Linked DNA regions of Homo sapiens: all the other regions are linked to region 1. Evidence: read pairs that join two places in POLR2A ChIA-PET (ENCODE). Cell type or tissue: MCF 10A. All regions are shown on one strand. Links, peaks and the distances in the headings refer to the core of each region. The heading gives the core; the rest is flanking DNA. Region 1 holds the start of VARS2 (valyl-tRNA synthetase 2, mitochondrial). Region 2 overlaps LINC00243 (long intergenic non-protein coding RNA 243). Region 3 has its middle 32 kb from the start of C6orf15. Region 4 has its middle 43 kb from the start of C6orf15. Region 5 holds the start of C6orf15 (chromosome 6 open reading frame 15). Region 6 overlaps LINC00243 (long intergenic non-protein coding RNA 243).

What was found. ChIA-PET counts read pairs that join two places held together with the same protein. Peaks named below come from ENCODE experiments on the same cell type or tissue, not always from the same donor. Only the 100,000 strongest peaks of a DNase experiment are listed, where the experiment ranks them.
Region 2: POLR2A ChIA-PET joins it to region 1 with 11 read pairs; 21 of 35 experiments call an interaction of 5 or more read pairs at or near these places.
Region 3: POLR2A ChIA-PET joins it to region 1 with 34 read pairs; 23 of 35 experiments call an interaction of 5 or more read pairs at or near these places.
Region 4: POLR2A ChIA-PET joins it to region 1 with 81 read pairs; 20 of 35 experiments call an interaction of 5 or more read pairs at or near these places.
Region 5: POLR2A ChIA-PET joins it to region 1 with 15 read pairs; 6 of 35 experiments call an interaction of 5 or more read pairs at or near these places.
Region 6: POLR2A ChIA-PET joins it to region 1 with 27 read pairs; 21 of 35 experiments call an interaction of 5 or more read pairs at or near these places.

Annotation. Positions count from the first base shown.
Region 1 is chr6:30,911,976-30,916,656 of GRCh38, forward strand. GTF2H4 (general transcription factor IIH subunit 4) reads left to right here. Exons shown (of 14, transcript NM_001517.5): 10 at 39-171; 11 at 353-483; 12 at 1,135-1,182; 13 at 1,334-1,412; 14 at 1,836-2,131. The coding sequence ends at 2,008. It overlaps VARS2 (valyl-tRNA synthetase 2, mitochondrial), which reads left to right and starts at 2,263. Exons shown (of 30, transcript NM_020442.6): 1 at 2,263-2,369; 2 at 2,835-3,062; 3 at 3,181-3,262; 4 at 3,380-3,480; 5 at 3,771-3,892; 6 at 4,006-4,072; 7 at 4,177-4,274. The coding sequence starts at 2,862. In MCF 10A, for the core only: CTCF peaks have their summits at 2,099 and 3,703 (motif pointing right); DNase peaks (open chromatin) are centred at 2,266 and 3,716.
Region 2 is chr6:30,817,830-30,822,585 of GRCh38, forward strand. All of the region lies in intron 1 of LINC00243 (long intergenic non-protein coding RNA 243), which reads right to left. Among named protein-coding and RNA genes, the nearest start is that of LINC00243, 10 kb to the right of the region's middle. In MCF 10A, for the core only: a CTCF peak has its summit at 4,290 (motif pointing right); DNase peaks (open chromatin) are centred at 802, 1,672, 2,582 and 4,302.
Region 3 is chr6:31,077,790-31,082,545 of GRCh38, forward strand. No RefSeq gene overlaps it. Among named protein-coding and RNA genes, the nearest start is that of C6orf15, 32 kb to the right of the region's middle. RefSeq lists an enhancer at 1,443-1,975. In MCF 10A, for the core only: a CTCF peak has its summit at 2,173 (motif pointing left); a DNase peak (open chromatin) is centred at 2,182.
Region 4 is chr6:31,067,026-31,071,781 of GRCh38, forward strand. No RefSeq gene overlaps it. Among named protein-coding and RNA genes, the nearest start is that of C6orf15, 43 kb to the right of the region's middle. RefSeq lists enhancers at 3,057-4,021, 4,022-4,756. In MCF 10A, for the core only: CTCF peaks have their summits at 2,033 (motif pointing left), 2,234 and 3,850; DNase peaks (open chromatin) are centred at 2,006 and 3,816.
Region 5 is chr6:31,111,864-31,116,619 of GRCh38, forward strand. It overlaps C6orf15 (chromosome 6 open reading frame 15), which reads right to left and starts at 712. Exons shown (of 2, transcript NM_014070.3): 1 at 626-712; 2 at 1-428. The coding sequence starts at 692. It overlaps PSORS1C1 (psoriasis susceptibility 1 candidate 1), which reads left to right and starts at 2,937. Exons shown (of 6, transcript NM_014068.3): 1 at 2,937-3,028. It overlaps CDSN (corneodesmosin), which reads right to left. Exons shown (of 2, transcript NM_001264.5): 2 at 3,224-4,756. The coding sequence ends at 4,162. In MCF 10A, for the core only: a CTCF peak has its summit at 3,362; DNase peaks (open chromatin) are centred at 2,888 and 3,288.
Region 6 is chr6:30,826,030-30,830,437 of GRCh38, forward strand. All of the region lies in intron 1 of LINC00243 (long intergenic non-protein coding RNA 243), which reads right to left. Among named protein-coding and RNA genes, the nearest start is that of LINC00243, 2.4 kb to the right of the region's middle. RefSeq lists enhancers at 1,203-1,703, 2,503-2,797, 2,677-3,576. In MCF 10A, for the core only: a CTCF peak has its summit at 2,639 (motif pointing right); DNase peaks (open chromatin) are centred at 1,142 and 2,622.

The sequences.
Region 1 (4,681 bases), core at 682-4,681:
CTTCTGAGACAAGGCATCTGCCTTTCTATTCTTTTCAGAGGAAATCTCGGCGTTACTACCCCACACGCCTGGCCATCAATCTCTCATCAGGTGTCTCTGGAGCTGGGGGCACTGTGCATCAGCCAGGTTTCATTGTCGTGGAAACCAATTACCGACTGTATGCCTACACGGGTGAGGCGGGACAGAGGGCCCCTGGAAGAGGAGGTTGGGGGTGAGGGAATGCCAGTTTATGTTCGTGTTTACCTGGCAGTCTACAGAGCTCTCTGACATTTCTCATGACACTTGAAAGAAGGGCTTGAGGGAGTCTGGGTGTGGGGGTGGCCTCCTCATCCTCTTTCTATCCCTGGCTCAGAGTCGGAGCTGCAGATTGCCCTCATTGCCCTCTTCTCTGAGATGCTCTATCGGTTCCCCAACATGGTGGTGGCGCAGGTGACCCGGGAGAGTGTGCAGCAGGCAATCGCCAGTGGCATCACAGCCCAGCAGGTATTCCCACTTGGGAGAGGTGGAGCAGGAAGACAGGCTGCACTTGGGCTGCGGGGGACAGGGGTCACATTATGGAAGGCTAGCTCTGAGTCTGTTATAATAGGTGGTGGTGAGTTGTCTGTGTTTGAAGAGAAATGAAGGCTTTGGGTGTGAGAATAGGTAGACCCTTGAGGGGAAAAAAACATGGAGGGAGGAGGTATAGATCTGGATTTGTGCCTCGGCACTGCCACATCCTAACTGCGTAAACTAGACATAGTTGTTTTGCCTCTGTGAGCCTCAGTTTCCTCATCTAGTAAATGACAGTTCTTACCTCAGGGTTGCCGGGATAATTCATTGGAAGAATAGGGGCAAAGCATTGAGCTCAGCACCTGTCATGCAATAAATGCTAAAAAAAGAAAATAGTAGCTGCTGCTATTTTAAAGAAAGAAAAACAAAACATTACTGGAAAGGGCGAATGTGCCAGAAAAGGAATATCCCACGTTGCTGGGAGCAGCAACGTGGGATAACAGCTGAACTGGGATGGGTGGAGTTGATGACAGGAGTTATGAGTTTTTAGAATAAGCTGATGTTCCAGTGACATTAGGTGACAGCTCAGATGGCTTTCCTGCCTTCTTGCTGGAGCCCTCATGCCATTCTTGTCTGTTTTCCTAGATAATCCATTTCCTAAGGACAAGAGCCCACCCAGTGATGCTCAAACAGGTATAGACAGGCTCCAAGATGTCAGAGGCTGGCAGCTGGTGATGACATGATGGAAAAGAAAAAGGGGCATCCAAATCTGGGGAAGAAACAGAGGGCCGGGTTGTCTGGGGCAGTATTCTGAGTCCCTACAGTCAACCCTTGCTCCTTGCAGACACCTGTGCTGCCCCCCACCATCACCGACCAGATCCGGCTCTGGGAGCTGGAAAGGGACAGACTCCGGTTCACTGAGGGTGAGTAGCTTCTGGTGGCCAAGTCTTGGTCATTGGCCAGAGAAAGGGCAGACAGTTCAGTCTGCATTTTATTTTTTACTTCATGGACTAGGAGAGAAAAGCTGGCAAGACAGTTTTTTGTTGTTTTGGGGTGAGTCGGTAGTAAACAAATCGTCCCAAATCAATGCACTTTGGATTTGGCTAGGTGAGGGAATAATTCACAGTAATTTGTATTAGGCCTTTCTGAATATGGCTGGATCACACTGGTGTTAAGATGAACCCCTGAGCAGACAAGCATAGAGAATTAGTTTGTAAAATTGCGGTGGGGGCAAGCCCAGACCGCGTCCAGGGCTGCCACCAAGGAGCTGGGGGGATTCCCAATAGGAGCTCCGAGCTTCACTTTCTCGTCTTCTCCCCGCGCCCCTCCCGTCCTGCCGACCCCAGGTGTCCTGTATAACCAGTTCCTGTCGCAAGTGGACTTTGAGCTGCTGCTGGCCCACGCGCGGGAGCTGGGCGTGCTCGTGTTCGAGAACTCGGCCAAGCGGCTCATGGTGGTGACCCCGGCCGGGCACAGCGACGTCAAGCGCTTTTGGAAGCGGCAGAAACATAGCTCCTGAGAGCGCGGGACTTGGACACGGACCTCGGCGGGCGGGACTGGGCGGGGCGGGGCATCAGAACTCAGGTGTTTTTTATTTACGCGTCAGGGCTTTTCTTGTTTAATAAAGTTATGATAGCTAGCAGTGCGGTCCCGGGCGCCTCCCCGTGGGGTTTGCCTTCGCGGCGGACTCGCTCCTCTGGTCTACAGCCTTTGGACCGGTAGGGAGAGGGTGGGGCCAAAGCCAGCTGCTGCGCATGCGCCGGCCGGGGCCCCGCCCCCATGCGCCGCGCGGCTCCAGGGCCACGTTCCAGGGTCGGGTTTGGTGGATTCCTCAGTCCCTGCCGCCGCGGGGCGCCCTGGGATAGCGGCGGGGCCTCCTGGTGAGCGCGCGCCGGGGCGGCCTCCGGGAAGTGGGAGACGCTGCGGGTCCTGGGCCCAGGCCTTGGGATGGGCGGGAAGGCTTGGCCGCGCCGGGCTGTGGGCACTGCAGGAGGCCCCTGTGCAGGTGGAGATCGCCGCGGCCCTGGCGGGACTCCTTGCTGGCTCTTGGGCGCGCTGATGCCCATCATCTCCCTGAGTTTCTGAGCCCTATCTCTCATGTGTCAGTGGTCACCGCCGAATCCAGACACTCCGGCCCTGTTCCGGAAGAGCCCTGATATCCGTGGCTCCATGGCGCTGTCTGTCGATACCATGCACTCTAGCTCTCAAGGAGGAAAGGTTTTGTGGAAGGGAATAGAGACTTGGAATAACAGACCTGTGCTAATTAGAGACAGGAAAGATGGAACAAGGGGAGTGACCCTTCTCCACCCCCATATCCTAATGTGCTCTCTCTCTATCCAGAACAGATCTCGGCCCCTTTCCAAACACTCCTGATGCCTCATTTGCCTCTCGCCTCTTTTCGACCACCATTTTGGGGGCTGAGGCACTCACGGGGCCTCCCCAGGTTTCACTCCGTTTCTACACAGTCGGAGCCCCATGGATCTCCCATCTCCCGGAGGAACCGTGAAGCCAAACAGAAGCGCCTGCGAGAGAAGCAGGCGACTCTGGAGGCTGAGATAGCAGGGGAGAGCAAGGTTAGGGGTCAGACAGCTTGTCCTTGGGTTTCTGAGACTTGAGAGGGGCTGGAGGAGACCGGCTGAAATGCAGTCTGGGGTATACTGGATCCCAGCCTCTTCTGCTTTCTCTTCTCAGTCACCTGCAGAATCCATTAAGGCCTGGAGGCCTAAGGAGTTAGTATTGTATGAAATCCCTACGAAACCCGGTGAAAAGAAAGGTAAGTAGAATAAGTAAGAAGGCCTTTTCTTTCACATATGTGTTGCCCATTTGGCCTGCCGAAATGCAGCCTGGGAACAAGTTCAGTGGTTAGTGGAGCTCTCCTCTGCCTTCACAGATGTCTCTGGGCCCCTGCCTCCTGCATACAGCCCCCGATATGTTGAGGCTGCCTGGTACCCGTGGTGGGTACGAGAGGGCTTCTTCAAACCAGAATATCAGGTTAGTATCTGGCAGGGAGGGGTCCTAAATTGTCTCCAGGACAGAGTGGCCCTTGAATACAACTGGACCTCAGAGTTGAGCTCACATTGTAGACCTTGTCTTCTTTCTGGCTCTGGTGTCTCCAAAGATTTCTCTTGGCAGGTTCCCCCTGGCCAATTCCCTCCTCTCCACTCTCCTCTTATTTGCAGGACAGTTCTTCCTTGAAGTTCTTTCTGTTCTGGAGACAGTAGAGGGTGCTCTTTCCCCAATCCAATTCTCTCTTGCCCCTTTGACTTTTTTTCTTCCTCTAGGCCCGGCTGCCCCAAGCTACAGGGGAGACCTTTTCCATGTGTATCCCACCTCCCAATGTCACTGGCTCCCTGCACATTGGCCACGCACTCACGGTGGCCATACAGGATGCCCTCGTGCGCTGGTGAGAGGGGAGTGGGGGCTGCTTGAGTTCTTGGAAGGGAAATAGGAAGGGCAGGAATGAGTGAGGATAAACATTTAAGCTCAGGGGCTCACAGGAGGGCATTTTTGTTGCAGGCACCGGATGCGTGGGGATCAAGTGCTGTGGGTCCCTGGTTCAGATCATGCAGGAATTGCTACACAAGTATGTCTTTTGTTACCTGTTCCTTTTCTTGGGCAAAAGCAATTTCTTCCCCCAAAGCAACCAAGCAACCTGACTCTGTTCATTTGCCCTGAATCCAACTGCAGGCTGTGGTGGAGAAACAACTGTGGAAGGAACGGGGAGTGAGGAGACATGAGCTGAGCCGGGAGGCCTTCCTTAGGGAGGTGTGGCAGTGGAAGGAGGCGTGAGTATGATGGGCAGGACTCGGGGGGCCCAGATGGCAGATTTGGTTTCTTGCCTCCCACCACTATCACTCCTGACTTGTAATCCTTGGCTCTTCCCGACACAGCTCTGACTTCCTCAGAGATGGAAGCTCTGGAGCCTGTTAACATTTGGTGGAGTTTCTAAGCCTTATGTGTGTGGATATTATATATGCATTAGAATATTCGTGTGTGTGTGTGTGTGTGTGTGTATTTATATATATATATATATTTTCTTTCTCTTTACTTACCCCAATTTCTCTTGTCTAAATCTCACCTTCTTCCACTCGCCCATTCCCACCTTTCAATTCCCATGGAATTACCCTCATTCTTCTGGGTCTGTTATCTCATGCCATCTCTGTGAAGCATCCTTGGATTTCCCACAATATGG
Region 2 (4,756 bases), core at 462-4,461, 94 kb before region 1:
TGAATTCCTGGGCTCAAGAGATCCTTAGGGAAACATTCTACCAAACCAGAAGTGATGGATCAACTCCCAGCAAGCCTTTAGTGGGCATTGTTCTTTTCAGGGAGCTGGATAGAAGAGGGGTCTCGGAGCCACAACACCCGTGCTGCCCATGATGGTAGAAAAGGGAAGTCTAAAAAGAGTTTGGGTCTGAACTGGGGCCTAGGAAAAGTTAATGGGGCAGTGATTTTGGCCTTTTCTACCCACCTCCTTGTAATAATATTATTTTAACAATCTGGCTGGGTATGTGGCTCATACCTATAATCCCAGCACTTTGGGAGGCCAAGGTGAATGGATCACCTGAGGTCAGGAGTTCAAGACCAGACTGGCCAACATGGTGAAACCCTGTCTCTACTAAAAATACAAAAATCATTCGGCCGAGGTGGTGGTTGCCTGTAATCCAAGCTACTCGGGAGGCTGAGGCAGGAGAATCGCTTGAACCTGGGAGGCGGAGGTTGCAGTGAGCTGAGATTGCGCCACTACCCTCCAGCCTGGGTGACAGAGGGAGACTCCTTCTCCAAAGAAAAAACCTAACCGCCCCCCCCAAAAAAAACCAATCAAACAAAAAACCAATCTTACCCCCATGACGTTGCCTCTCTCTAGCCTCCCAGGGTATTTCTGTAGTCTCAATATTTGGCCTTAGCTATAAGAAAATTTCCTTACCATTACTCTTTATTGTGCAATTCTCTGAAGATATTCTTCTGATGGCATTCTTTCCTCTCCATTCCTTGTGTGTCATCATTATTTCTTGCTTATTCCTGTCTTGTGCTTACTTCCTGAAATCTGATCTATCCTTTAGGCCTATCTCAGAAGCCTTTATGAAGCCAGCCTGCACGGAGACACTTTCCTTCTCTGGAACCCATGGCACTTAGCTGCTATGGCTTTTGTGCTCATCAGCAAACTGGAATGCGCTTCCATTAGACTTATCCTTTCACCTTAGATTCCTTAAGGCAGGAACTGTCCTGTACTTAGCCTTGCTCTTGTCATGTTGTATTTACTTGATAATTATTCCTTGAATTTAACTGGAAATTCCGGTTTGGAAGGAGAGGACATATATACACGAAGCATGGTATATTTAAATAAACTGGAGTTAATTTTCCTTCAGAAATACCTCCTATTTAAGCCTTTGCCACACAGGTATAGGCCTGGAAATAAAAGGTGTGGCTAAAAGCTACCTGCTCAGAGAACTCTTTTTTTGTTGTTGTTGTTTTGAGATGGAGTCTCGCTCTGTCGCTAGGCCGGAGTGCAGTGGCGCAATCTTGGCTCACTGCAACCTCCGTCTCCCGGGTTCAAGCGATTCTCCTGCCTCAGCCTCCCGAGTAGCTGGGACTACAGACATGCGCCACCACGCCCGGCTAAATTTTTGTGTTTTAATAGAGACGGGGTTTCACCCTGTTGGCCAGGCTGGTCTCAATCTCCTGACCTCGTGATCCGCCCGCCTCGGCCTCCCAAAGTACTGGGATTACAGGCGTGAGCCACCGTGCCCAGCCCAGATAACTCTTTTCTTCAGATTTTCTTTACAGATTCTTCAAGCTGTAAAATAAATGAATACCATCTCTCATCACCTATACCTAGGAAGTGCTGAGTAACTCTTTCCTGTGGACCCACTGAGTCAGAGGTTCACATCTGGTTGGGCAAGTAGTGGGTGTGATCAGTGATGAATATTCTTTGGTTTCAGCACCAGCATCAGCTATTTATATGTCAGTGATGCAAATCTCCATATGCAGAGTCCTTGATACTGTTCGGAGTGCTTCCATACCCATGCCCAAACTGGACCCAGCGGGGGTGGCTGCCGAGAAAAGAAACTTGACAGAGCAGGTTCAAAGGGTCCCTGGTTTCTTGCACTGGAAGAATTAGGGTGGGAACACAGTGGGAGAAGAGAGGTGGAATGTCACAGTTCTGACAGCCCTTAGCATGGAGATAGCCAGCAGCCAATTAGATATGGGAATCGGAAGCCTAGCAGAGAGGATAGCTGGAGAGTACATTTCAAAGTCACTGCCATATAAACAGGAATTAAAACCCTGATAGTGGGTGGGATCGCCTGGGAGAGTACGGAGGAAGAGGAGGATGGATTCAGAATGGAGTCCCAGTGCTTGGGTAGTGCATGGAGGACAGGACCCCTGAACAGGCCGGCAAAGTGTGGGTAGAGAGGTCAAGGAGAGAGAGGAGAAGTTACTGTAGAAATCGATAACTTCAACAAATGAGAGAGAGGTCAGCTGTAAGGTAAGAACCAAGAAGGGCCCACTGGATTTGGCGTGGAGCAAAGGGATGGAGTGAGTGGAGTAAAAGCGAAGATGGAAGGTGGATTTCAGTGGTGCCAGAGGGGAATGGTAGTAAGGAGAGCGTAGTGGACATGGAGATGTGCTGCTCAGATCTCCCCCAAGGAAGGACTTGTTGCCCAGCTATGGGAGAGCAGTCAGCAGACAGCCTCCAGCCATCAGCTCCTTCAGGGTCCCCTGGCTGCAAAGAGCTGCCTGGTCCCTCTTCCTGGTCACACCCTTTCTCCTGGCAGCTCCATGTGGTGACTAAGCAGGGCTGGATATAAATGTCTGGCTCTTTCAGTTCAACTTGCTTTGCTTTGATAGACAATACTGCCCCAAGCTCTCTGCAGAGTTATGAGAGGTGTGGTTGGGCCTGCAGCTCAGTTTAACTTCTCCCTCTGCCCACTCCTGCTTCCTTGCCCTTATTCACAGGTGTTAATACCTAATTAACATCTTGCATCCCAACTTTATCTCAGTATCTGTTTCCAGAGAACATGGTCTCCAACAGAATCATGGGAACAAGTCTTCTGAAGAGTTTGAGAGCAGGAGTCGAGGGACGGGAAGGAGGTGTTAAAAAATTAGTAGGGAATGGTGACACGCCTATAGTCCTAGCTATTGGGAGGCTAAGGTGAAAGGATCACTTGAGCTTAGGGGTGACTATACTCAGCTCTTCTCGGGGCTCACGAAACACTTTACAAAACATCTTTCTGTATCTCATTTGAGGGTTTTTGCCTACAGTCATTGCCAAGGCCACTTATCTGTAGTTTTCTTTTCTTTTTTATTTTTGAGACAGAGTCTCGCTTTGTCACCCAGGCTGGAGTACAGTGGCCTGATCTTGGCTCACTGCAAGCCTTGACTTCCTGGGCTCAAGTGATCCTCCTGCCTCAGTCCCCCAAGTAGCTGGGACTACAGGTGTGCACCACCACACCTGGCTAATTTTTTTTTTTTTCTTGAGATGGAGTTTTTGCTCTTGTTGCCCAGGCTGGAGTGTGATGGCACGATCTCGGCTCACTGCAGACTCCACCATCCAGGTTCAAGCAATTCTCCTGCCTCAGCCTCCCGAGTAGCTGGGATTACAGGCATGCGCCACCACACCTGGCTAATTTTGTATTTTTAGTAGAGACAGGGTTTCTCCATGTTGGTCAGGCTGGTCTCGAACTGCTGACCTCAGGTGATATGCCTGCCGCGGCCTCCCAAAGTGTTGGGATTACAGGCGTGAGCCACCGTGCCCAGCTAATTTTTGTATTTTTTGTAGAGATGGGGTTTTGCCCAGGCTCATCTCAAACTCCTGAACTCAAGTAATCCACCTGCCTCAGCCTCCCAAAGTGCTAGGATTACAGGCGTGAGCCCCCACACCTGGCCTGATCTGTGCTTTTCAACATTCATCTTTTTTTCCATCTTTGGGAATCAGAGCCACACAATCTCCAACTTCTAATACCTTTCTGCCTCTTTGTGATTTCTCAGAGATCGTTGATAGTGACTTGGAGATACTCTCAGTTAATTTTTATTTTGGTACTTAGGAATGTAATCCATTCAGACCAGGAGGTTTGAACACATTTGGAGCAGCTACTCTTGCTGTTATTATTATTTTTTTCAGGTGTTATGGTGATTCCCACTTAGCAGTGGCCGTTCTGCTGTTTCCTAGTCAAATTCCATGCTGCTTACTGATAAGCTGGGGGCACTGGCTTCTGCTCTTGCTCTTTCTTCTGGAAACATTATTCTGTTCCTTTGGACATGGGCAAGGGTCCTGTCCCTAACTTGTCCTTCTTTTTCTTTTGATCTTAACCAGTTTCACTTGTACCAAGACCAAACTTTCTTACCTTTCCATGCAGGGAAACAGGCACCATCAAGATCAATGCCCTGGTACTCCTTATGTAGTGAGTGATAGATGCTCACGGAAAATGGGGAGAAAACTAAGGGGTGAAAGGGAATAACTCTAAAAAGGACACGTTCACACTTTCTGACAGCATAGTTGCATGTTTTCAATTTATTTTGGCCACCAGATGGCATAACTGGGCTCATTAAGATAAACAAAGAGAATGGCTACTACTCTGAAAAAACAAAAAAAAAAACTCTAGATAATTAATGGTGAAAATGCCCCTGAGAAAGCTCATTTCTAATTCTTACTCCTAGCTGGCTTTTTATACACAGGCAGGGGAGACCCATCTTTGGAATTTTAAGGTTCAAAAAGGAATTTGTCTGTACCTGATGGCCAGAAAACCACACTGAAATCGTCAACTGGCATTTAGAATTGTCTGTTCTAAGAGTTAGAAATGAGCGTGTCTCTACCTGCTTCTAGCACACACCTTCCTTTGAGGTAAACTCCTTACTGTTGAGCCCTTGAATCTCGGAGTGGATGAAGAGGGTGATGAGGGATTGTAGCTAATATTAGCATTGTTGAGCTAAAATACCATCATATTTTGTCAGGAGAAGTGCTGACTGTCCTGTGGAATCTGAGG
Region 3 (4,756 bases), core at 379-4,378, 170 kb after region 1:
GAGAAACCAAGTATCCCAAACGTGAGTGTGCAAGAGGCCTGGAACCAGAGGCTGATGGTCTATGTAAGAAGCCACTAGAACCCTAGATCTCCTAACTCAACGCACATGGCAGAGTGACCCCCTATATTCCACCCTAATGAGTGGTTTGCTCGCTGGAGGCGTTGAACCATGCCACATCCTGGGAACCACAATGAAAATCATTTAAGGCTGGGCGTGATAGCTCATGCTTATAATCCTAGCACTTTGGGAGGCCAAGGCAGGAGGATCACTTGAGTCCAGGAATTCAAGACCAGCCTAGGCAACAGAGCAAGATCCCCAGCTCTACCAAAAAAAAAAAAATTACATATATATATATATAGCCTATGGCCTTCTGGCTTTATGTGGCCAGAAGAAAACAAAATAAAATAATTTAAAAAATAGAAAATAAGTAATAATAAAAGAAATAAAATAAGAGAAGCAATAAAAGAAAAGAAAAAGTCATTTAGGATTATGTAAAAGCCTGCCTATCGAACAGTAAGGCTTCCTGGTCCCCTCCATGAAGTTGGTTCTGAGAACTCCAGCAGCCAGACTTGCCCCAGGCCGATTAATAGAGAAACCTTCTCTGGAGAAACTGACCAGACAAGGAAAAACACCTAGGAACACAGGAGTAAGGGGGTTCTGACGGATATTAAGCTACTGTCACTTGACTTCAAAACCCTCTTCCACTCTCTCCTTCCCAGCTGGCTCCCTCTTAGGTGTAGAGGGAGGTGTCAGCACTGGAGGAAGAAGGGATCCCTTCCCTTGTTGGCCTCCCAATCCTGCCGGCATCACCACAGCCGAGGATCTTCAGCCCTGTAGCAACAGCTGGTCCAGCAGCAGTAGCAAGTCCCAAACTGTGGTTCTTCCTCACTCCCGGCAAAGGCCTCTTCCCGTGGCCTCAGTGATACCGGCTCACTGGCCAGGCTCCTCCTTAGGAAACTGAATTCTAGCTCCGTGGGGCCATCCTCCCAGATTCTCCCATTGAATAATACTGACCTCTTCCCTCAGTTCCCCAAGACTGAGGGAGAGGCAGTTGCCCCATTCCTGATTCCCACGCGTTCTACCTCTGCGGTATCTCAGTGCTCTTTTTGTCTTTTTAGATCTCAATATGTGGTTAACAATCCTTTATATAAAATTACCTCTGTCTGGGCGCGGAGGCTCACGCTTGCAATCCCAGCACTTTGGGAGGCCGAGGCAGGTGGATCACCTGAGGTCAGGAGTTTGAGACCAGCCTGGCCAATATGGTGAAACCCTGTCTCTACTAAAAATACAAAACTTAGCTGGGTGTGGTGGCAGGTGCCTGTAATCCCACTACTTGGGAGGCTGAGGCAGGAGAATCATTTGAACCCGGGAGACCGAGGTTGCAGTGAGCCGAGATTGTGCCACTGCACTCCAGCCTGGGCAACAGAGTGAAATTCCTTTTCAAATAGAATAAAATAAAACAAAATTACCTCTGTTTAAATATTTGGATTTTTTTCTTTCACCTGACTAGACCCTAATACAAGGGTCTTCTGGAGAAACAGTTCAGCCCATTTGCACTATGGTGAAGCCCACTGAAACCTCCCCCCATCCCCAACACACACACCTGGAGTTTCCAAACAGCTTAAGATCTAACTAAGCCAAGGATTACTGTATCATTCACAAAGCCCAAGCCCCAATTTGAGCAGAGAAAGTTTATTATTAGAAAGAATTATTGGCTGTAACAGGCTAAAAAGACGTGCAGAGAACTCCAAAGAATGCTGTAGGGCCGCGGGAGAGTACCCAAAGAAGGACACACGTGGAAGCATCCCCACCCCAAAGCTGGATTCAGAACTCAAGGCAGAAAGTGTGCATGTGCCCACCAGGTACCAGATTATTTCCCTGGGATGCCCAGGCCAAAGCCTGTGAACAGTCATGAGCAAGCAGGAAACTGGGGGGGTCGCGGCATCGGGAGCCCACTCACTGCATGCAAGGCCTGGGGCATGCAGGGTCCACGTCAGGGCCAGCTCGCTGGGGGAACGCATGCTGTCAGCACGCAGCTAGGACAGAGACCACCGGATGTTCCCACCTGGCCACTGATGGGCCCTGCCGCAGGAGCAACAAGAATCACAAACCATAGCTCCCGGAACCAGAGATAAAAGAAATTCTTTCCTCTGGCAGTGTCCCTCCGGCGCCCTCTACTGAGAAAGCTTAATATTGTGCTGGCTGCGAAGGAGAACCGCTTAATTCAATACAGATCAGTTAAGAGGATGGATTTACGGTTGAGAGGCAATACATTGATAAGAAACTAGTCATTATGGGATGAAAACCACTGACATGAAAGACAGGTATTGAAAACACAAGAATTAAGGAATATAAAGCCAGGCGCGGTGGCTCACGCCTGTAATCTCAGTGCCTTCGCAAGCCAAGCTGGGCGGATCGCTTGAGCCCAAGAGTTCAAGAACAGCCTGAGCAAAATGGCGAGATTCTGTGTCTACAAAAAGTACAAAAATTAGCCGGGCGCGGTGGCGTGCACCTGTAGTCTCAGCTGCTCAGGAGGCTGAGATGGGAGGATCACTTGAGTCCGGGAGGTCGAGGCTTCATTGAGCTGTGATTAAGCCATTGCCCTGGACCACAACAGAGAGACCCTGTCAAAAAAAAAAAAAAAAAAAAAAGAAGAAGAAGAAGAAGAGGAAATTTAGAGAATGCAAAGAGCCAAATAATAAAATCCACTGCAATTAATATTTTCATAAACATAAGAGACGATATTTTCTCCATGGTAAAAGAACACATTATTAAATAAAAAATTTAAAGTTGAAGAAATCTTCTAAAAAGAAGCAAAGGGTAAAGAAATGTAGATGGGACCGGGCACAGTAGCTCAGGCCTGTAATCCCAGCACTTTGAGTTGCGGAAGTGGGTGGATCACTTGAGATTAGGAGTTCGAGACCAGCCTTACCAACATAGTGAAACCCCGTCTCTACTAAAAATACAAAAATTAGCCAGGCGTGGTGGCATACGCCTGTAATCCCAGCTACTTGGGAGGCTAAGGCAGGAGAATCGCTTGAACCCGAGAGAGGTGGAGATTGGAGTGAGCCGAGATAGTGCCACTACACTCCAACCTGGGTGACTCCATCTCAAAAGAAAAAAAAAAAGGAAAAGAAATGTAGATGGTATAGAAAATATATGAAAATTAGATCATCTGGATGAATAGGAGGATTTCTAGAAAGAATAGACAGAGGGAACAGAAGGGATGAAATTATCAAAGAAATAATTCAAGAACTTTTCTCAGAACTGAGAGATATGGTTCCAAAGTGAGATAGACCTCAAGTGTCTAACAGAAGTGTCTAACAAAAGGAATGAAATCCAAGGCATACTACCATAATTTTAAAAATACTGAGGACAAAAAGAAAAATCCCAAAATTGGACAAAAAGAAAAAAACAGGTCACATGAAAAAGATCAAAACTCAAATGGTATAGGGTTTTCTCTTTTTTTCTTTCTCTTTTCCTTTTTTTTTTTTTTTTTTTTTGAGACAGGATCTCACTCTGTCACCCAGGCTGGAGCGTAGTGATACAATCATGGATCACTGCAGCCTTGAACTCCTGGGCTCAAGGGATCGTCCCCTCTCAGCCTTCTGAAAACTACAGACACGTACCACCATGCCCAGCTAATTTTTAAATTTAATTTTATTTTTTGTAGAGACGAAATCTTACTACGTTGCCCAGGCTGGTCTTGAACTCCTGGGCTCAAGCAATCCTCCCACTTTGGCTTCCCAAAGTGCTGGTATTACAGGTGCGCACCATAACACCTAGCTGAGGACTTTTCAACAGTAGCACTGGAAGCTGGAAGATAGTGGAGCAGTGCTTTCCTAATTTAGGTGTAAATTTTACAACTTGGAATTTTATTTTCAGTAAAACTATTAATCAGATGTAATCATAATATAAAAGACATTTTCAGACAAAATTTCAAAAATTGCCCTCCCTTGCCCCTTTCCTTAGGAAGTTCCATCAAAGTAAGGGATTAGATCAGGAGAGATAAAGATGTGGGATCCTCCAAAGAGTGAGGAGAATGAAAATCCCAGGAGGTTGCTGTGTAGGAGAACTAGGGATCCGCAGGTCCAGATTAAAATGGTTTGGAGGCCGGGCATGGTGGCTCCTGCTTGTAATCCCAGCACTTTGTGAAGCCAAGGCGGGTGGATCACCTGAGGCTAGGAGTTTGAGACCAGCCCGGCCAACATAGTGAAACCCCGTCTCTACCAAAAACACACAAAAGAATTAGCTGGGCATGGTGGCACATGCCTGTAATTCCAACTACTCAAGAGGCGGAGGCAGAGAATTTCTTGAACCCAGAAGGCAGAAGTTGCAGTGAGCCAAGATTTCACCACTGCACTTCTGCCTGGGTGACAGAGTGGATCTCAAAAAGAAAAAAGAAAAAAAAAAAAGGCTTGGGGCCAAAACCTCAGGGATTAAGAAAATTCCTTTACCTGGTTACAGAAAGATATTACCAAGAAAAAGAGGGAATTGATTAATTGTAATACATTAGACTGCAGAGAAAAAATAGACTTCTATAGAATCTGCTGACAAATTTGTGATAAATTCATAGACAAATGATCAAAAGAAAACCTAGTAGATCTGTATAATTCTGGATATCATTCCATAAAGCCCAGCTTAGAACCTGTGCCCTCAGCCCTTATAAAGATTTCAAAAGCTCTTAATACCCTTTGTAAAATGTCTTCCTGTTAATTTACCTAGCGTAATCTCTAGTTGCTGCACTGAACCCTGA
Region 4 (4,756 bases), core at 382-4,381, 150 kb after region 1:
ATCTGATTTCTCTATCTTTTCCCCACATTTCCCCCTTTCTATTCGACAAAACCGCCATCGTCATCATGGCCGGTTCTCAATGAGCTGTTGGGTTCACCTCCCAGACGGGGTGGCTGCCGGGCAGAGGGGCTCCTCACTTCCCAGTCGGGGCTGCCGGGCGGAGGTGCCCCTCACCTCCCGGACAGGGCGGCTGGCCGGGCGGGGGCTGCCCCCCCACCTCCCTCCCTGACGGGGCGGCTGCCGGGCGGAGATGCTCCTCACTTCCCAGACGGGGCGGCTGCCGGGCGGAGGGGCTCTTCACTTCTCAGACGGGGCGGCCGGGCAGAGACGCTCCTCACCTCCCAGACGGGGTCGCGGCTGGGCAGAGGCGCTCCTCACATCCCAGACGTGGCGGCGGGGCAGAGGCGCTCCCCACATCTCAGACGATGGGCGGCCCGGCAGAGATGCTCCTCACTTCCTAGATGGGATGGCGGCCGGGAAGAGGCGCTCCTCACTTCCCAGACTGGGCGGCCAGGCAGAGGGGCTCCTCACATCCCAGACAATGGGCGGCCAGGCAGAGACGCTCCTCACTTCCCAGACGGGGTGGCAGCCGGGCAGAGGCTGCAATCTCGGCACTTTGGGAGGCCAAGGCAGGCAGCTGGAAGGTGGAGGTTGTAGCCAGCCGAGATCACGCCACTGCACTCCAGCCTGGGCAACATTGAGCACTGAGTGATTGAGACTCCGTCTGCAATCCCAGCACCTCGGGAGGCCGAGGCTGGCAGATCACTCGCGGTTAGGAGCTGGAGACCAGCCCGGCCAACACAGCGAAACCCCGTCTCCACCAAAAAAATAGGAAAACCAATCAGGCGTGGCGGCGCGCGCCTGCAATCCTAGGCACTGGGCAGGCTGAGACAGGAGAATCAGGCAGGGAGGTTGCAGTGAGCTGAGATGGTGGCAGTACAGTCCAGCTTCGGCTCGGCATCAGAGGGAGACCGTGGAGAGAGAGGGAGAGGGAGAGGGAGAGGGAGACAGTGGGGAAAGGGAGAGGGAGACCGTGGGGAGAGGGAGGGGGAGAGGGAGACCGCGGGGAGAGGGAGAGGGAGAGGGAGGGGGAGAGGGAGACCGTGGGGAGAGGGAGAGGGAGGGGGAGAGGGAGACCGTGGGGAGAGGGAGAGGGAGAGGGAGGAGAGGGAGAGGGAGGGGAGGGAGAGGGAGGAGAGGGAGGAGAGGGAGAGGGAGGAGAGGGAGAGGGAGGAGAGGGAGAGGGGGAGGGGGAGGAGAGGGAGGGGGAGGGGGAGGGAGAGGGAGAGGGAGGAGACTGGATGTTTCCTTTGATCATCTATCACATCTTTGCAGAGGACATATAAGCCTGTGCATGGCTATGAGAACACAGTGGAGAGCCATGTAAATAGCTTTTGCCTTCAAGGTGCCTGGCAGAAGCGAATGAATATTGCTGTCATGTACATGCAAACGTTGTGAAATGCTTCAATGTTCCACATCTTCTTTGGAGACCTTTAAGAAATTCATGGAACTTTCAGCAGTGATATTTACCACCAACAATGTAATCAAATGGGGCAGCAAGCAAAATGAGCTACTACTAATGCACCATGGAGCAGAGGAATTTTCTCTTGCGCTAACACCACAACAGACCCATTCTTTCATTTGGATTAGTATTCACTACTTGTGCTTAGTTGCTTGCAGTGGATACCCAATTTGTGAAGTGAGCTGAGGTATAATGCAGTATTGTATACTGGAACACAGGGGCTGCAAAAGCAGAACTCACTAACAAAGTCAAATGCCATGAACGTCACAATTGATGAAAACTGGCCATTTGAAAAATCTAGATATGATAAAATTGTTAAATTGATGAGGATGAAGATTGGATTATAGTATATATTCAGCATGCAAAAACAGATAATCAGGGGAAATGCAGTGACAGTCAAAGCAACTATGGAAACAATATCCATGGCAACAAATGGCCTGGTCGGAAGAGAGGCCCAAAGACTGCCTGTGTCTTCCTGATGAAATGTCTGGTAGCCCCCTAGTGGCAATGACCGGGTAGTGGCCCTCTGCGAGATGGGCGCCTCTCTGGAGATTGAGCGCCACTTCTGAGGGCCTGGAGAAGTTGACTTGTTTTGCATCCCACGGGGTCACCCCCACCTCCCCCTTTCCTTGCACTCACTGACATGAGACACAACGTATGTCCACAAACAACTGCTGCTCCTCATTGCATCTAAAGCTCCGTTGCCGGAAAACATACCATTATTTCATGCAGCACTAAGAGGAAAACACAGCGGGTTAAACTATGACACGCCATTGATTGTAAGACGCATCCCTATTCAAGAGATGATAAATGGGAAAATAAATATATGTCTTACAACCTATAAAATATAAATGACTTTCGGCATTTATATTATATTACAGGGTGAGGTGGCTCACACCTGTAATCCCAGCACTTTGGGAGGCCGAGGCGAGTGGTTTGCTTGAGCTCAGGAGTTGGAGACCAGCTCGGATAACATAGCAAGACTCTGTATTTAAAAAATATATATATATATATGTATATATATACACACACACATATATATAAATGACTTTCAGTGATTCATTTAACATTTTCAGATACTTGTTCCCTCACAAACTAAACAACTAAACCATTAATTAATTAATTCACTCATTCTACTCACATTTATTAAGTGTGGATTATTGGACAAGCACACTGACGTCAACACTGAGGATACAGCAGTGAGCTGGTGTCCTGTCTTTAGGGGGCTTTTGTTACAGTGACTTGGTTTCTGATTATCTTTGTCACACTGAATCTGTGAGTCAGTGAGTCCGTGACCCTAAGTGAGTTTCAGAGTGAAAACAGACACCAGATAAGAAGCCAGAAAACCTGGGTTCTAGTCTAGTTCTTCCCCTTAATAGTTTATTTAATCTGTCTCAACCTTATTTTATCTACTTATAGTCTATCACGGTTAAATTGAGAAATAGTTATATTTTTCTCATAGCAGAGTCTTTCAAACAATACGCAATGACAATCAAAATAGCAAAGTAGCTGTGGAAACAGTGTCCATGGCGACCAATGGTCCCATCTTTTCTTTCTTTCTTTTTTTCTTTCTTTCTTTCTTTCTTTCTTCTTCTTTTTCTTTCTTTTTCAAGGTCTCTGAGTTTCAAGTCAAGCCTAAAAAAAATTTTAAGTTTTTTTAATTTGCTGGAATGCAGTGGCATGATCATGGCTCATAGAAGCCTTAATCTCACTGGCTCAAGTAATCTTCTCACCTCAGCTTCCCAAATAGCTGGGATCATAGGCATGCACCACCATGCCCTGCTACGTTTTATTTTTATTTTTTCAATAAAGATTAGGTCTCACCATGTTGCCCAGGCTGGCCTTGAACTCCTGGACTCAAGGTATCTTCCAGCCTCAGCCTCCCAAAGTGCTGGGATTATAGGCATGAGCCACAGCACATGGACCTCATCTTTCTTTCATGTCACTAGATCAAGAAAGCTCCAGAGTTTTTCTTGTTCCCTTCAGGTGTCAAGCAATATCATTTTATGTATATAAACATCTAATTCAGAATAGTTTCACTCTTTTTTCCTATTGTCCTGCATAAAGCTTCCCCCTCCCCAGTGGACAGACTGCAATGGGCTGGCATCTGACATTTGTCTGCAGACCTCATGGTAGGAGACAGGCTGGTTTTCTGCCCTGGGAGTGGGAGTGTAGGAAAGGAGGAGGCACTGGGGACCTGTATCCCAGGTTTTCAGGGCAAGGCTGTGTAAGTATTTCCAGCAGACTAGTGTGAGGCATGCTAGGAAGCGAGCTGATGTGGAGCCGAGCTAATCCTGTCTGATGTGGCCACCTACAGGCATCAACAGGCCTCAGCAGAGAGAAGCTGAAGTGATTACTGCATTCCTATGAGCTGTGGGAGGAATAAATCGTGGAAAGAAATCCTCATTTGCAACTGTATGGCATTAGGGGTGAGGGGTCTCGGAAGAAGCACCCAAGGAGGAGGAATCCCCTGTAAGCCCCTACCAGTCCCAGAGAATGCAAAGCCCTCTTGCAAACCGTGCCTGCTCCACGCCCCAGACCACTCCTTCCCCCAACCCTTCCCCATTCTACTCAACCTTGGAGGGTTAGAAACCACCATTAGCAAGACAGGAGAAGAAGGATAGATGCATAATGTTGAGGACCTGTTTCCCCATTTCTCATCTTCCCATCCTTGCAAAGCCCTTGCTGGAGGAAAGGAGACTTACCTTTGGAACTAAACGTTGAGTTTCTGAATTGGCATTGTGTTTGGTAATATAAAATAACTACAGGACCTAAGAGAGATCAGAACAGTCTTAGTACTGTCCATATTTTCATCTTGGAATGGGGAAAACTGGCTCCACTGAGCAAGTTAAGGACGTCATAGACTGATCTGTAGATGTTCAATGAAATCTGTAATTCAAGACTAAATAACGTATTCTTGGCTGGGCACAGTGGCTCACGCCTGTAATCCCAGCACTTTGGGAGGCCGAGGAGGCGGGCGGAGGGCAGATCACCCGAGGGCAGGAGTTTGAGATCAGCCTGGCCAAAGTGGTGAAACCCCATCTCTATTAAAAATACAAAAATTAGCCAGGCGTGGTGGTGTGCACCTGTAATCTCAGCCACTCGGGAGGCTGAGGCAGGAGAATCACTTGAACCCACGAGACAGAGGTTACAGTGAGCCAAGATCATGCCACTGCACTCCAGCCTGGGCTACAAGAGCAAGACTCCATCTCAAGGAAAAAAAACTAATTAATA
Region 5 (4,756 bases), core at 705-4,704, 200 kb after region 1:
CTTGGGTGAGAGGCCTGTGGCATCGGGAGAAGACTCCCCAGGCAAAGGGCCACTGCCCGGAGCGAGGGCCGCAGCACTGGAGAGGTAAGAGAGTTCTTCAGGCAGCGCTTCCCCCAGGCGGTCCTCAGCCGCAGCAGCCATCATCTGCCAAGGATCCTCAGGGGGCCAGGAATCCATGGCAGGCAGCCCCCACGATGGAGGCCACCTCTGCACTGCAGAACCTCCTGCAGGTGGGAAGCCATCTGATGCAGGCACGCTGAGCTTCAGAGGAACCCTTGCCAAGTCATTAGACCTAGGGTCCAGAGCGGGCTGCGGATGTTCAGAGTTAGAGGGGCCAGTGGAGGAAGGTTGTCCGAGCTGAGGCAAGTTGGTCCCCAAGTTTTGGGAAACTTTCTCCTCCACAACACCGATGCTCCGGGCAAAGAGGCCTGAGGGAAAGGGAAGATAAAGCAACCAGTGGTCTCCAGTCCCCGAGTCCCCAGTTCCCTTTGCTTCCCCTATGCCTATTCTTCCTTTTCCCTCAGGGACCTAAATGTGTACCCTCCTGCCTTTACCCCTTTCCTTAATTCCTGTTTCCTGGGGGACCTCCAGTCCCTCCTGCCCAAGGGCATCACGGCCTCCATACCTGGGAGATGAAGACAGACCAGGAGCAGGCCCAGAGGAGCGCAGCTCCCTGCCACGCGGCCCTGCATCCTGCTCAGCACCCGATCTCCCTCAGCCCCAAGACAGCCAGCCCTTTATCCTGGTAGTGGGGTGGGGGACAGCAGAAACAGGCTGGGCTAGTGGTTGTGAAGACAATAAACCTCCACATTCCACCCTCATTCCTAATGTGGTCTGTGGCAACAGGTGTCACTTGAATGAATGTCCCAGAGGAAGCTGGGTGTCTCCCGCCCTGGCTCCTTTCCTTGACCTCCCTGCCCCTTCTTGGCCCAGGTGTCCTGGCTCACAGCTCATCCCTGGTTGCCAGCCTCCCCAGCCCTGCTTCTCTATACACAAGGACCTCCACCCTGGGGTCCCACTCTCTTAATTGCCTCTCTCAGCAACAGAAACACTTGTTTCTTTTTGGGAGCTGGATTGTTTCCTCCCAGCACCCCTTTCTCATGCATCCTCATATCTCCTTCACCTTGGCCCCAACCTGCAGGAGGTTCTGGGGTGCAGAAGTGGCCCCATCTGAGGAGCTGCTCCTACATGAGACCCTGGATCTAGCTAGGGAAATGGACCTGGATGCCATCCTTATGAGATACTGACTAATTCCTGCTGCTGCAGTGACAAATTACCATGAACCGAATGGCTTACAACAACATGGATTTATTACTTTACAGTTTTGGAGATCAGAAGTCTAAAACAGGTCTCAGTGGATTAAAATAAAGGTGTCAGCAGGGCTGTGATTCTTTCTGGGGGCCTCAGGGGAAAATCCCTTTCCCTGCTTTTTCACCTTCTAGAGGCATCCTGTGTTCTTTGGCTCATGGTCCCCTTCCTCCATCTCCAAAGCCAAAATCAGCCATTTCTTACACTGTATCACTCAGACTTCCTCTTCTGCCTCCCATGTCCACATTAAGGGACCTGGTGACTACACTGGACCCACCTGAATAATCCATGATAATCTCTGTGAAGTCAGCCGAATAGCAACCTTAATCCCATCTGGAACCTTAATTTCCCTTTGCCATGTAACCTAATTCCTACGTTCCAGGGATTAGGATGTGGACATCTTTGATGGTGTTGGGGTTGAAGACATCATTCTGCCTGCTACTGGTGGTCAGATGTGCCATAGAGTATAAGAAACCTTGGGAGAAAGTGGCTATTTCCAAGTAACAGTAGAGGAGAGCCTTTAAATGCTGCTGTCAAATGGCCAGGACTTGATCCTTGTTGAAGCTGGGCGATGAGAATGTAGAGATTCATTAACAGTTTGTTGGCTTTTAAATATGTTTGCAAATTTTATTATAAAAATGCAATGGCTTTGTTCTCTCCATGGCTTCCGGGAGGCCCCAGGAGTAGGCTTCCCTGGCTGCCCAAGGTCTAAACATGAGCTGTTGGCTGATTCTACTGCTGTGTCCTCCCCACCTGCCCCTGCTGGCTTAACCACTGGAGGAGTGAAGAGCTCCTCTCCAGAACTGGCAGTGGATGGAGCCCAGAGGCCTTTTTGGATGACATGCATGAGTTTTACACAAGCTTTTAATTTGGAGCACAGCAGGAGACTCGAGGAAACACCACATCAGAGAGCCTTCTCTCCCTGCAATTCCCATTCATGAAGCATCTGAGGACCTCGATTCCTGCCATTGGCTGCAGATCAGGGGCCAGATGCTGGACCAAGGGTGATTCAATCCCTTTCTGGTCAATGTAATACATTTTTGCTGATTCCAGACTTGGAGTTTCAACAGTTCTAAATTCAGGACCAGACAGCACCACCCTGATAGGAGGGAATGGGTTAAGTGCTACAGTAGGGGTGAATTCCTTTGCAGCCAAGCAGAGGCTCTGAGAGGTGGCCTGGGGTGGGGGGTGGGGCTCCTACAGGGACAAGCACAATCCACTCTGCCCTCCTTGGGATGCGGGAACTTCGTCCGCCTCAGCCTCTCCCTGCCTGTCTCAGGACTTAAGTCGCATGGACCCCACCACACACTCCACTTTCTCTCTCTTCTCCAGTGGAAGCGACTCCTCTTTCCCACTGGGGCACTCTGCCTTCTCAGCCCTCACCTGAGAGCCATGTTGCTCACACTCTCACTCTGGACCCCAGCAGAGCAGGGAGTGTGAAGATGGAGAGACCACCGGCAGCTCTGTTCTGCCACAGGCTGGGCCTCTTGATCTAGGCCAGTGAGTCACCCTGCTTGGCTGCACTCCCTGCCCTGCTCCCATCCTCTCAGTCCTTTACTCTCTCCACCCCCAGCTCCAGGAACAACGCCCAACTGGCCTCCTACTCAGCTGACAGGAATCTGGTTGGAGTTGTTGTGTCCCAGCCTTCCCAAGCTTCCAGGTGTCCCAGAAACCCAGGAAATCGAGACTCATGACTCCCAGAGAGGATGGCATCTAGAAGGTGAGGAATGCTAATGGTGGAAGAAAAGGAGTTTGGGTGGGGAGGGGAGGGGAGGGGAGGGAGAGGAAACACTGAGGGCCCTAAATAAGGGGAAGGGGGACCCCACGGTGAATGAGGAATGGGAAGAGAATGGATTTCCTGGAGCAATGAGAGAGGAGGGAAATGGCGGAAGGATCTGGGAGGCCAGGCAATCTCTGCTTTCAGTTCAACAAATATTTATTGTCTTCCTCCTCTGTGGGAGCAGCTGGAAGGTAGAAGAGAAACACAGCCCGCTTTTGAAGGAAAATGAGGAACACAGAGACCTCTAGAGGCGTAGGAAGAGCACCACCCAGACTCTCAGAGGAGACCCAGGACTCCAAGAAGGCAAAAAGTCTGCACCTAGTCCCCACAGTTTACTGAGCCATCTGTCCAGGATCCAGGGACAGCAGGGAGCCTGCTTCAACCTCTGAGGGTGCCCCAGTGTCTCCCTCACCCAGGGAATCATCTGAGCACTGAGGGAAGTGGCCACAGGAAGGGGCTGAGATAAGGGCCTTGAGAGGCAATGGGTGTGTTGGGGACGGTGATCTAGGAGGGCGTGGTGAGCTCTGTAATGGAGGGTGGGGTGGAATTGGGAGCGAGAGCCCAGTGGCATATTGGGTGGGTTGACTAGATGTCGAAGAAAGGTCAGTGAAAAGTGGCCACTGTTTCCAGATGATGGTTTGACTTTGCTTTATTTGGTAAAGGGGAAGAGGAAGGTATAACTTCTTCAGGCGTCAGAGGTGCTCTGAGAGCATTTCAGGGGTTTCCCAGTTGAGAAGCTGATGGGGGTGTTACTCAATGGACCATTTCCACACAGTAGAGGGAATTGTAAGGGGTGGTGATCTGGCTGAGGGGCACTGTGGTGGAATGGGAATTTAAACAGTAGGAGAGAATCAAGAGAGGAGCTTTGAATCTACCATTTTGAGAAGAGGAAGGAGGAAGGGGTGATAAGAGAGAGTCTGCAACCTTGGGGTAGTGGAGAAAGCAGAACCACTCTTTTGGGAAGGAGGGAAACTGAGCTAACCCTATGCCTGGGCACTGGACTTCTCCCATATGGGATATAGTGTATGTGCTTGTTTGTGCCCAAGGCATGCACACACACAACAGTTGACTTCTTATGGACTGTTGAGTAACTCTCCTTGGGGTAGGAAAACTTCAGGGTCAGCTAGCTGGGGCCCCAGAGGCTTCACTTGGGCTAGGATATCCCGGATGGAGCGGCAGGGGATCTTTCCAGCACTGCTGGAGCCACAGGGCTTGGCACCAGCGGAGGGATCAGGATGGGGAGAGCCATCGGGGCCCCCAGTCAGTGTCAAGGAGGAGACAGACATGCAAGGGTGACCAGAAGAGCTGGACTTGCTGCCACAAGGCTGAAGGATGATTTTGCCACTGGATTGGGAACTGGAGCTGCTGCTGAAGGAGCCGGTGCCTGGTGGGGAGCAGGGGCTCTGGGAAGCACTGCCGCAGGGATGGTAGGGTAAACCGGAGCTGCTGGAAATGCTAGAACTGCTGGGGACTCGAGAACTGGAGGGAGAGCAGGGTCCCTTGGAGCCCGTGGAGCCGCCTCCACAGAGCTGGACCCCACCAGTCCCCACTGGCTGGAATGCAATGGCCGAGGAAGCTGCCGACTGGCTGGGGATGATGGGGTTGCTGGAGAAGTATTTGCCCTCAGAGATGGGGGGCCCAGCTGCAAAGGAAGGGACCCCTGGAGAG
Region 6 (4,408 bases), core at 409-4,408, 86 kb before region 1:
CTATTAAATATAAAAATTAGCCAGGCGCAGTGGCTCACACCTGTAATCCCAGCACATTGGGAGGCCGAGGAGGGTGGATCACTTGAGGTCAGGAGTTCAAGACCAGCCTGGCCAACATAGTGAAACCCTGTCTCTACTAAAAATACAAAAAATCAGCTGGACATGATGGCCTGTGCCTGTAGTTCCAGGTACTCAGGAACTCGAGAGGCTGAGGCAGGAGAATCGCTTGAATGTGGGAGGTGGAGTTTGCAGTGAGCCAAGATTGTGCCATTGCACTCCAGCCTGGGTGACAGAGCGAGACTTTGTCTCAAAAGAAAAAAAAAAAAATTTAAAAACTTTTTGTAGTTAAATCTATGCATATATTCCTTTCTTTTGTTGGCCTATTGTTTCAGTTAATTTGTTTTTTTACTTTTTTCCCATGTTTTACTTATTACTTTCATATTTCTTGTATGATATTTATCTTAAAATCTAGTTTTATTTTTCTTTAAGAGACTGGGAGTCTTGCTATGTTTCTCAGGCGGGTCTCGAATTTCTGGGCATAAGCGATCTTCCTGCCTCAGCCTCTCAAGTAGCTGGGAATTACGCCACCAACACACCTGGCTTCTTTCAGCTAATTTAGAACATCCTACCCTTTTCAGAGATTAAAAAATATTTAGATTTGCTCAGGATATGTTAGATGAAGTGAGGATTTACATCTACTATATGTATTTTCCCAAATATTAATAATTATTTCTCCTGAACCATTTATTGCATAATATTTTTCTGTTCCATTGTTATATGACAGCACGTTTCTGCCTGGTTGTAATCTCATAGTGGCTTGATTTTTAAGTGAACATTATATGTTTAACTGCCTCCTTGAGGATACTGAAGACTCTTTCCAATGATTATATTCTTTTCACTTCACCTGTCATGCATCAAGTGTTGATGTTGCTGGCTGCCTTTCTCAGTGTTAGTTTTTATGTGTTTTGGAATTTCAGCTTCCAGGTTCATTTCCAGGCTTTCTCTGTCTCCCTTCTCTTGTTCCTCACTCCTCCCTGCCTAGTGGCTGTGCAGTTGCCCTTCCCAGGGGCCAGTGTTCAGGACTAGGTCTTATATGGCAGTCGGGGCTCCTGCCCTGGGATAACCCTGGGAATGACTCACATCCAGCCCCATGGCTGTGGGTGGCTCAGTTAAGCCCAGGTGTGGTGCCGTTTGGTAACCACGGGCCTCCCTAGGCCACAGTCCCAGGCGAAGTTAGTAGCAAGCTATTTCAGTCTTCTTGAAGAGGGTGGAAGTGTGGGCAAGAGGGGAATCTGAGTCCCTAATATTTTCACAGTGACCATGACACTGGTCCCCCACCTCAGTGGGCAATTTAATTCTATCTCACCACTCAGTACTCAACAGGACTTGACTTCCCAGCTGCCTTTAACTGTACCCTGAGTCAGAACCCAACAGGCCACAGCTGTAGCCCTGTTCATCTTTTGCATTTATATTCAGTTTCTGGGAATATCTTTGGGGATATTCTCCCTTTGTGGAGCATTGCTTTTTAATTTTCTCTAATATTATATCTATCATTGCTCTGTATTGAAAGCCCCTGGGCTAGCCTGTTTCACTTGTGTCTATTTTTTAGAAGCATTTACTGTAGCTTTATACTACATATTTGGGGATCACTAACAATTTTTTCCGGTCACACTCTAATCACTTTCTCAAGGCTGGATCAGGTGCGAGACTCTGTAGCAGTAACCTGAAGTTGAGAATTGAGGAAGTAGTGCTGCTATGAGAGGAGACCTGCGGTGGCATCCCTAGGATGGGGTGCTGGTGGGGGGTGGGTGGCAAGGGGGAAAGGGGGTTTCTGCCTAAGGGAGTTTCTGCTCCATGCCAGCACTTCATCAGAGGTCTTGAGCCAGGGTGGAATCCAGCTCCAGGGAGCATATGAGAGCAAACAATGGAAGCTTGACATGATCACTGGATGAACATCTGAAGTTTCATATGTGATGGGATCTCCCCAGAAAACAATAGTGCACATCACAGCCAGGAGGCACCCAGAGCATTGTGTTGCTGTGTTTTTTGAACCCAGTGAGTTAACTGTCCAGTGTTCCACATCATTCTGACCTGGGTCAACAGATGGAGGCAGGGCACACTCTTGGCTGTAGCTCGATCCGCCTCTCCTGCTGCAGCAGGACATTTCTCAGTAGCACAGGCAAGGTGCTCCGGGCAGGGGACTGCATAGTAAGTGGTGCCTCCTTTGCAATATAAGCCAAACAAGGCTTCCTGCTGGAGCGCCTCTTGGCTAATTCAGGGGCATGAGAGGCAGCATCTAACCTTGCCCAGGGGCCCTGGCTCCCCTTTACTATGGGGGGTGGCCTGTGATCAGGCCCAGTGGGACTGAGGAGCAAATGTGGACAGTCTTCCCCGGCACACATCGGCTGACCTGCATGCCCAGACTGTCTCCTGGGGCGCCTGTACAAGTTGGTCCTAGAATCCAATTCTTCCTGGAACTGGGTGTCATTTCAGGACAGAGAATACCGGGAGTCATAAATTGGCCCTGAAGCAAACGAAAGTCTTCCAATCCTGCATGACATAGCAGATTGTTTTGCTTGGGGCTTTGGCTTGGTCTGGGGCGTGCAGTTCCATGGGGGAACCTCTGGCAATCCCACCAGGGGGAGCCCTTTCCCCATCTTGGGGCTGTGGATCTCAGCTTTCCAGAATATTTGTGTGCATGTGAGTGAGCACATCTGACTTAATTTTTATATTCAGTATAGAATCATGACTCAGCTTTCCCTGTTAATGTAGTCAACTTAAGCTACTGCCATGGTTCAGGTTCCATCATGCTTCAAATATAGTTTATGACTGTAGTTACGTAGTGTGGCAGCAACACAGGGCAACTTGGGGCTGGGGAGAAGTGAGCGTGTCTTTCCCTCCCCAAATGCAGTCATTTAGCATCTTCCTCTTTCAGAGTCCTGTATCCCAGCGATGGGGATCAAGATTCAGACTTAAGGACACCCTACCTGGACCTTGGCAAGGAGATTTTTACAGTGGGAATCTGGTCCAGCCTCTCTCTGGCCCCAGGCCTCTACTGTCCACCTTTTACAAATGCCACATGGTAAGGAGTCAACTGAGCTACCTTCCAAGGAGCTGGATTGGTCTCCTGGCTCTGCCTGACCTTCCTCAGCCCCTCCGCAACCCCCACCTGCTCGCTTCTCCTTCACCTCCTCTCCTGTTCACCTGTACCTTCTTTCCTTAGATGTGGCCACACTCTGTTCCCCCAGGCAGCGTCTTCACTGAGTAGTCTTTGAACCATTAACCACCTGCAGCCCTATCCATGTTCTCTAGGGCACCTGCAAGAGGAGGAAGGGGAATTTGCTGATAGCCACAGCTGTGCATCCTACTGGAGGTGCCTTCCGGAGGGCAGCATAGTTAATCTAGACACCCAGCATTCTCAGTCCACTTCCATGGCCTTCTCTTCCCATTGCCTGGGTCTCAAAAGGCCCAGGACAATCTCATGAGGTGGACCGAGCAGTATTTGGGGAGGGAGGATAGAAAAGAGACTGGGATATCTTTAATTAATAGATACTATTAAAACCTCCTCCCCAGCAGCAGTAGTAGGGATCGTTAGTGGCAGCAAATCCATAGGGGTCTGCAGCAACCTCAATTCTTGCCTCTTTGGTCACTTACTGGGATCTTATTGGGAAACTGCTGATCACCAGTTTCAGATGTTTCTATTGGGAGACTGCCTGTCTCTGGTGCCAGCTGTGACCAATTATTTTAGAGAGCCCGTTAACAACTGCCTGACCCTCACCTGATGTTTGCCTGACATTCCTGTGGGTGTGTGTCTGGGGCGCCCTCTCCTGCCCTGCTCATCCCTGACTAGCTACTTACTCTAACAGGATGAGAAGACATACAAAATAGAGGCTACTTTAAAAAAAAAATTCTCAGAGTGTAGTGTGTAAACGTTCACCTCCACTATAAAGACCTCCTTGCCAGGGGTAGGAAGCCTTTAGTCTGAACCTTGAGCTCCGTCGCTGGGATACAGGACTCTGAAGAGGAAGACGCTAATGATGACATTGAGTTGACTCCACAGCATCTCACAATTCTTTCTTTTTCTAAGTCATCTGCATTTAGTATCCACTGACCAAGCAGGCAGGAAATGTAATTGAAGTTTTATTAGGGACTCCCCTATCTCTTCTCCTATGGGGTCCAGTGACCATCCCAGGGGTCTGACCCAGCCTAGAACATTCAGAGTCTGGGCCTCTGACCTTCAGACACAGCTGATATGAATGGGAGTCTTTGTGGTTAGTAAGGCCAAGGTTCTTAGCTAGTTTCCTTTGGAATCCCTGACCTCCCTCCATCCCCACTGTTGTGTGTGTGGGGTTCTATGTGGGAGCAGGGCTTCTCCTCACTACTCCAAGGACCCCCAAACCACATCCCT